Regions from separate parts of the Homo sapiens genome. Here region 1 is linked to region 2. A link is an interaction called in ENCODE POLR2A ChIA-PET data of the cell type or tissue named here. Cell type or tissue: PC-3. All regions are shown on one strand. Links, peaks and the distances in the headings refer to the core of each region. The heading gives the core; the rest is flanking DNA. Region 1 overlaps ADAM20 (ADAM metallopeptidase domain 20). Region 2 overlaps PCNX1 (pecanex 1).

Region 1 (4,405 bases), core at 112-4,111, 390 kb before region 2:
TGGTTCTACCACATCACCAGTTAAACTATAATTTGGTAGAAAAATATAGCAGAAATATTGTTATTGATATAAAATGTTCATACTTTTGGCTAAAGAAAGCTTAGTATCCTTAATATAATTATGTTAAACCTGCATAAAACAAAGGTGAATGTGAAGTTCAATACAATATTAAAAGCAACTGAATGATGATGCACTCGCAGTGGGCGGGGGAGTTTGGAACAACAATTGGGAGACAATTTTATATCTTTGCCATCTACTATCTTCTTTTTTAGATATGGTTGTGAGGAAATGGATCAGAAAGTGAATAGATAAGGATCACTTAGGTCCATCTTCTAAGAAAGTCCTTTTCATTTTCTTTTCATGATTGTATTAATAACTGGATACTTTATTTCTTTTCATGATTATATTAATCACTGGATACATAGGTTTCCCCTAATGTATAGGGGGTTGAACTGTTCCATATGTCCAGGTAGAATTGGAGAATCCTTCTTAGGATGTGTTAAACAAAAAGGTTTCCTCATTCCAGAGCTTAGTGGAGATAATCTGACCATGCCAGATTTGACTGACAATGATGAAAGAAATTGTCCAAGAAATGAGAGGCTTGGGAAAATACACAAACCCAAACCTGGAAAGGTTTTGACAAGGACACAGTAGATGATGCTATCAAGAAGAGAAAACTATAAACAGGCTGATAGATGGCCACATGAAAAGAGAGAACCTCCTTGAGTCTGACAGAATGGGCAATCACCTGGAACATCTGTGTTAGACAATGACTGAAGCTTCCTAAAGCAGGTTTGACTACATCTTGTTTGTAGTAAAAATAATTTCATATGCATCTAAAAGCAAAACAAACTGTTACAAGAGACAAAAGATGAGACTATATAATGATAAAAGGGCTCAATTTATCAGGAAGATATAACAATTAGAAATATATGCACCCAACATTGGAGAACCCAAATGTATGAAGCAAACATTGACATAATTTAAGGGAGAAATAGATAGCAACACAATAATAGTAAGATATTTTGATACCCTATTTTCAATAATGGATAGAACATCCAGACAGAAAATCAATTTAAGAAACTGACTTGAACCATACTATAGACCATATGGACCTAACAAACACACACAGAACATTCTACCCAACACATCAGAACACACATTCTTCTCAAGGGCACACAAAATATTCTCCAGGATAGTTCACATATTAGGTCATAAAACAAGTCTTAACAAATTTAAGATTGAAATCACCCCAAGCATCTTTCTGACCACAATAGAATGAGACTAGCTATCAATAATGTAATGAAATCTGAAAAATTCACAAATACACTCATTTATCACTTAACAATGGAGACAAATTCTGAGAAATGTGTTGTTAGGTGATTTCGTCATTGTGCAAACATCATAGAGTGTACTTCTACAAACCTAGAATGGTATAGCCTACTATACACCTGGGCTATATTGGATAGCCTATTGTTCCTATGCTACAAACCTGTACAGCATGCTACTATACTGAATACTATAGGCAACTGGAATACAATGGTAAGTATTTGTGTATATAAACATATTTAAACATAGAAACAGTAAACATATGGCATAAAAGATATAAAATGGTTCACTTGTTTAGGGCACTCATCATGTATGGAGCTTGCAGAACTAGGAGTTTCTCTGGGTAAGTCAGTAAGTAAATGGTGAGTGAATGTGAAGGCCTGGGACATTACTGTACACTACTGTAAACTTTATAAACACTGTGCACTTAGGCTACAATACATTTATTTTTAAAAATTTCTTTAATAATAAATTAAACTTAGCTTACTATAACTTTTTTACTTTATATACTTTTAATTTTTCAACTTCTTGACTGTTTTGTAATAACACTTAGCTTGAAACATAAAACATTGTACAGCTGTACAAAAATTTTTACATCGTAGGCCAGGCATGGTGGCTCACGCCTGTAATCCCAGCACTTTGGGAGGCCAAGGCGGGTGGATCACGAGGTCAGGAGTTTGAAACCAGCCTGGACAAGATGGTGAAATCCTATCTCTACTAAAAATACAAAAATTTTTATATCCCTATTCTATAAGCTTTTTCTATTTTTAAAATTATTTTTTCTTACTTTTAAAATTTTTTGTTAAAAACTAAGACACAAACACAAACATTAGCCTAGGTCGTCACAGGGTGAAGATCATCAATAATCACTGTCTTCTGCCTCCATATCTTGTCCCATTGGAAGGGGCAATAGCATACATGGAGCTGTCATCTCCTATGATCACAATGCCTTCTTCTGGAACACCTCCTGAATGAACTGCCTGAGGCTGTTTTACAGTTAGCTAACTTTTAAAAAATATATGTAGAAGTATACTCTAATATAATGATAAAAAGTATAGTATAGGAAATCTTTTATCATCATTATCAACTTTATGTACTACACATAATTGCATGTACTATACTTTTATATGATTGGTAATGCATAGGTTTGTTTACACCAGCATCACCACAAACACATGAGTAATGCATTACGATGTGACATTAGATGGCTACAAAGTCACTAGACAATAGGAATTTTTCAGCTCCATTGTAATATGAGACCACTGTCATATATGCGATCCATCATTGCCCAAAACATTCTTATGTGGTTCATCTGCAGATGGAAATTAAACAACACCAACCATTGGGTCAAAGAAGAAACTAAGAGGGAAATTAGCAAATATCTTGACATAAAAATGAAAACACAGCATACCAAAACTTATAGGATGCAGCAAAGCAGTCCTAAAAGAGAAGTTTACAGAGATAAATACTGACATTTAAAAAAAAAAAAGAGAGAGAGAAATCTCAAATAAACAACCTGACTTTACACCTTCAGGAACTAGAAGGAAAGAAGAAAAAACTACGCTGAAAGTCAACAGAAAAAAGACATAAACATTGGAGCAGTAATAAACAAAATAGAGAATAGACCATTTAAAAATCAATACAAATTGGTATTTGAAAAGATCAACAAAATTGGCAAACCTTTAACTAGAGCAGCTAAGAGAAAAACAAAACAAAAATCAGAAATGAAAAAGGAGACATTATAACTAATGACTTAGAAATAAAAAGGTCTAAAAGAAATTACTATGATACAAGGATAGTTTAACATTCAAAAACCAATCATTGTGATATATCACATTCACAGGCAGAAGGATAAAAATTACATGATCATCTCAATAGATGCAGAAAAAGCATTTGACAAAATCCAACACACTTTTTTGATAAAAAATACTTGACATTCTAGGAATACAAGAAAATGGTCTCAACATTATACAGGCATGTATGGAAAAGTACACAGCTAACATTGTACTCAATGATGAAAAACTGAAAGCTTTTCCTCTAAGATCTGGAACAAGGCAAGAATATCCATTTTATCCACTTCTATAAAACAGTATGGGAAGTCCTAGCCAGAGAAATTAGACAAGAAAAAGAAATTAAAATGTCCATATCAGAAAGGAAGAAGTAAAATGATCTATGTTCACGGATGACTTGATCTGTAGAAAACTCTAAAGATTCTACAAAAACAAACCTGTTATAGCTAATAAATGAATTCAACAAAGTTGCAGGATACAAAATCAACTACAAAAGTCACGTGCATAATTATATACTAACAATAAATCACCTGAAAAATAAGAAAACAATTCTATTTACAATAGCATCAGAAAGAATAAAATACTTAGGAATAATCTTAAATTTAAAAAATTAAAGACATGTACACTTGAAATCACAAAACCTTGCTGAAAAAAATTAAAGAAGACATAAATAAATGGAAAGACATCTCATTCATAGACTAGAAGACTTAATATTGTTAAAATGTCCACACTATCCAAAGCAATCTACAGATTCAATAGAATCCCTAACAAAATCTCAGTGGCATTATTAGCAGAATTAGAAAAACAATTCAAAATTTATAAAGAAGCACAAATGGCCCCAAACAGCCAAAACAATCTTGAGAAAGAAGAATAAAGCTGGAAGCCTCATACTATCTGACTTCAAAATATATTATAAATATACAGTAGTAAAAACAGCATGGTACTGGCATAAAAACAGACAGAATACAGAGCCCAGAAGTAAACCCAGACATGTATGAATAAATGACCTCTGATAAAGGTGCCAAAACTACACAATGGGGGAAAAATAGTCTCTTCCATAAGCAGTATTGGAAAAACTGGATATCCACATGCAAAAGCATGAAATTGAACACTTATACAACACAAAAATCGCTCAAAATGAAATAAAAACATAAAAATAAGACCTGAGACTATAAAACTTTAAAAAAACACACACGAGAAAATCTTCACAGCATTTGTTTTTGCAATGATTTCTTGGGCATGACACCAAAAGCACGGGCAATAAAAGCAAAAATGAGACTACCTCA
Region 2 (4,405 bases), core at 152-4,151:
CAAGGCCTAAACAGCATTTAGAAATCAGCAAAGGAAGACAGAGTTGTAAAATGAAGACGAAAAAAGAGCCAGGGAAAGAGAGTACAGGCGTACCTTGGAGATATTGCAAGTTTGGTTCCAGATCACTGCGATAAAGCGAATATTGCAATAAAATGAGTCACAAATTTTGTGGTTTTCCAGTGCATATAAAAGTTATATTTACATTATGCTGTAGTCTGTTAAGTGTGCGGTACCATTGTGTCTAAAAATACAATGTATATACCTTAATTAAAAAATACATTATTGCTTAAAAATATGCCAAGGATTATCTGAACCTTCGGCGAGTTGTCATTTTTTTGCTGGTGAAGGGTCTTGCCTAAGTGTTGTTGACAGACCAGGGGGTGACTGTTGAAGGTTGAGGTGGCTGTGGCAATTTCTTAAAATAAGACAACAATGAAGTTTGCAGCATCAATTGACTCTTCTTTTCATGAAAGATTTATCTGTACGTGTAATGCTGCTTGATAGCGTTTTACCCACAGTAAAACTTCTTTCAAAATTAGAGTCAGCTGTCTCAAATCCTGTTACTGCTTTGTCAGCTAAGTTGATGTAATATTCTAGATCTTTTGTTGTCATTTCAACAGTGTTCACAGCGTCTTCGCCAGGAGCAAATTGGATCTCAGGAAATCACTCTCTCTGCTCACCCATAAGAAGCAACTCCTCATCTTTTCAAGTTGTGTCATGAGATTACAGCAATCCAGTCACATCTTCAGGCTCTACTTCCAATTCTAGTTCTCTTTTTGTTTTCACCACATCTGTGGGATTTCCTCCACTGAAGTCTTAAACCCCTCAAAGTTATCCATGAGGGTTGGAATAAACTTCTTCCAAACACCTTGTCAATGTTAATATTTCTACCTCCCATGAATCATGTATGTTCTTAATGGCATCTAGAATGGTGAGACCTTTCCAGAAGGTTCTCAGTTTACTTCATCCAGATCCATCAGAGGAATCACTGTCTGACAGCCTTATGAAATGTATTTCTTAAATACTAAGACTTGATAGTCAAAATTACTCCTTGATCCATGGGGCTGGAGAATAGATGTTGTGTTAGCAGGCATGAAAACAACATTAATTTTCTTCTATGTCTCCATCAGAGCTCTTGGATAACTAGGTACCATGTCAAGGAGCAGTAGTATTTTGAAAGGAATCTTTTTTTCAGACCAGTAGGTCTCAAAGATGGGGTTAAAATATTTAGTAAACCATGCTGTAAACAGATGTGATGTCTTCTGGGCTTTATTGTTCCATTTATAGAACACAGGCAGAATAAATTTGGAATAATTCTTAAGGGCTCTTGGATTTTTGGAATGGCCAATGAGCATTGACTTTAACTTACAGTCACCAGTTGCATTAGACACTAGCAAAAGAGTCAGCCTGTCTTTTGAAGCTTTAAAGCCAGATATTGACTTAACCTTCTCTGGCTATGAAAGGCCTAGATGGCATATTCTTCCAGAAGGTTGTTTTATCTACACCAAAAATCTGTTGTTTGGTGTAGCCACCATCAGTGATCTTAGATCTTCTGGATAACTTGCTGCAGCTTCTACATCGGCACTTGTTGCTTCATGTAAACTTTTATGTTATGGCAACAGCTTTAACCTCATGAACCAACTTCTGCTAGAGTCAAATTTTCTTCAGCTTCCTCACCTCTTAGCCTTCATAGAATTGAAGAGAGTTGGGGCCTTGCTGTGGATTAGGCTTTTGGCTTAATTAAGGGAATGTTGTGGCTGGTTTGATCTTCTATTCAGACCACTCAAACTTTCTCCATATCAGCAATGTTATTCATTTGTGTGTTCACTGGAGTAGCACTTGTAATATTCTTCAAGAACTTTTCCTTTGCATTCAGAACTTGACTTTTGGTGCATGAGGATTAGCTTTCTACCTGTCTTGGCTTTTGATGTGCCTTTCTCACTAAATTTAATCATTTCCAGCTTTTTGTTTAAAGTGAGAGAAACGTGACTCTTCCTTTCACTTGAACACTCTTTACTATCGTCTGTGGGCAAGGTTGATGGTACTCCCATCAACAAATCTTTGATTTTACTATTTTATTTTAGAATTTACACTATTGTAATTCTAAAATAGTAAAATCAAAGATTACTGATTACAGATCACTGTAACAGATATAGTAAAGAAAAAGTATGAAATATTGAAGAGTTACCAAAATGTGACACACAGACAAAGTGAGCACATGCTGTTGGAAAAATGGTGCTGATAGAGACATGCTCCACAGAGGTGTCACAGCTTTTCAGTTTGTACAAAATGCAGTATCTGTGAAGCACCATAAAGCTAAGCACAACATAAGATCTGCCTGCATTTTGCAGAGGAGAATGGTTAAAAATGCCAAATTTTCTTCTAGGACTAGGTAGTGCTAATTTAAATCTCTGTCAACAGTATTGAGAGTACTTGTTTTCCCACTCTCACATAACACTTTTCCAAAACAGGGTGTTACTGTTATCAATTTCTTATTCAATGGAGTGTTCGTTTGTTGGTGGTTTTTTGGTTTTTTTTTTTTTTTTAGACAAAGTCTTTTTCATCGCCCAGGCTGGAGTACAGTGGTGTGATAATAACTCCCTTCAGCTTCAAACTCATAGGCTCAGTGGATCCTCCTGTCTCAGCTTTCTGAGTAGCTGGGACTGCAGGCCTGTGCCACCACAACTAGCTACTTTTTAAAATTTTTTTGTTGAGGCGGGGGTCTTGGTATGTTGCCCAGGCTGGTCTCAAACTCCTGGCCTCAAATGATCATTCTGCCTCAGCCTCCAGAGTCACTGGGATTACGGGCATGAGCCACTGCACCCGACTCAATGGACTATTTAATGAAACATCCAGTAATAAGTATCAGTAATATTTTGTCCTTGACAGTAGACAGAATTTTTCTTGAAGTATTTTTTAAATTTCAACTTTTTTAGTCCAAATTAAGGATGCATACTGCACTAACATATTGCATAAGAAATTTGATCTGATTTTTCCTATTCTTTGTAATTAATTTTCACAGCAAGCAACTGACAAGCAGAAATGTTTCTTTGAGAGAGACTGAGTGCCTCCTTCTGTTATCTGAGTTAAATGATTTTCCTGTGTCTCTTAGGAAAGCTGGAGGGGCTAAGAATTTTTTGGCAGGTGAGTTGAGACACCTGAGAGTAATAACACTAGAATAGCACAGACTAATAATATGGAGAAGAGAAGATTACAACAAACGTTCTATAGAGTTGATTGCTGTTGACTTCTTTAGCATATAGATGAACTTTACTAAATCCATATAGATGAACTTTACTAAATACTATAGATGAAATAAGTAGCTACTGATTCTGGTTCCTCTGGTTTCTCTGCTCCCCCCCCCCCCCCCCCCCCACCAAATAGGAGATGCTTTATTTGGTAGAATTGTAAAACAGTTCAGAGTTCTTCTTTTATCCCTGGAACCTGAGCAGTTGCATCTTTTATAACTTGCACTGTCAGTGCTAGTTGCTTTGTGTTACAAGAAAGAAAAGAAAACTTAGGGAAAAGGAAGTCATTTCCTTTGAGGTTTTAAGGGGGAAAAAAAAGTTGCATTCTGTAGAGCTTTGAACGAGCCAAATAGAACCCTGAGCGCCAACTGCCCTGAGAACAGGCAGGAAGATTAATCACAACTTTGAGAAGCTTGAATCACGTGTCTGGCTGTTTTCCTTTTCCTACCCCTCCTCACTCCTTGTTTGAGTGTTGTCTAGACATATACTCAACAGATCTAATTATTGCAGTTGTCATCTTTAAAACTTTACATTTTGTTATAATTTTAGATTTACAGACAAGTTGCAAAGATGGAGTTCCTGTATACCCTTCACCCAGTGTCCTCTAATACTAAAATGTTACATAACCATGGTTTCAAAAAATTAGAAATTAACATTAGTGCAATGCTATTAATGGACTATACACTTTATTTGGATTTCATCAGTTGTACTTTTTCTGTTTCAAGATCCTTCAGTCCAGGCCACTGTGTTGCATTTAGTATCATCTTTACTATGGCTTTCTTCTTTTCCCCTCACAGGCTAGAATTCTGTTCTTTGAGGATGTATACAATTTGTCAAATGTATCTTATGAGAAAAATTTGCAAAAGGTTTTACATCTATGATAGATACATTTCAGATGGACAAAAGAGAGGGAGAGTATTCTGAATATTTTTGAATAACCTAATACAGGCTAACCATTAACCTATATTAGGCTATTTTAAAACTGAGGTATTTTACATATGACAAATTTCGTAAAATGAAATAATTCCAAGATGAAAAAGACTAGAGCTCATTTATGACAGTATGGACACCTGTCTCTTGGCTCTCTGTATAATGCTGTTTTTACTAATTTATAAATTGAGGCTATGAGACAAGTACACAGCCATATTATAAGGTAG

Evidence for each region. Peaks named below come from ENCODE experiments on the same cell type or tissue, not always from the same donor. Only the 100,000 strongest peaks of a DNase experiment are listed, where the experiment ranks them.
Region 1: POLR2A ChIA-PET joins it to region 2 with 14 read pairs; 1 of 35 experiments calls an interaction of 5 or more read pairs at or near these places.

Annotation. Positions count from the first base shown.
Region 1 is chr14:70,528,071-70,532,475 of GRCh38, forward strand. The region is part of intron 1 of ADAM20 (ADAM metallopeptidase domain 20); the gene reads right to left. All of the region lies in intron 1 of LOC105370556 (a long non-coding RNA gene), which reads left to right. Among named protein-coding and RNA genes, the nearest start is that of ADAM20, 4.7 kb to the right of the region's middle. In PC-3, for the core only: no CTCF peak of the experiment used is centred there; a DNase peak (open chromatin) is centred at 2,551.
Region 2 is chr14:70,916,355-70,920,759 of GRCh38, forward strand. All of the region lies in intron 1 of PCNX1 (pecanex 1), which reads left to right. Among named protein-coding and RNA genes, the nearest start is that of PCNX1, 11 kb to the left of the region's middle. In PC-3, for the core only: no CTCF peak of the experiment used is centred there; no DNase peak of the experiment used is centred there.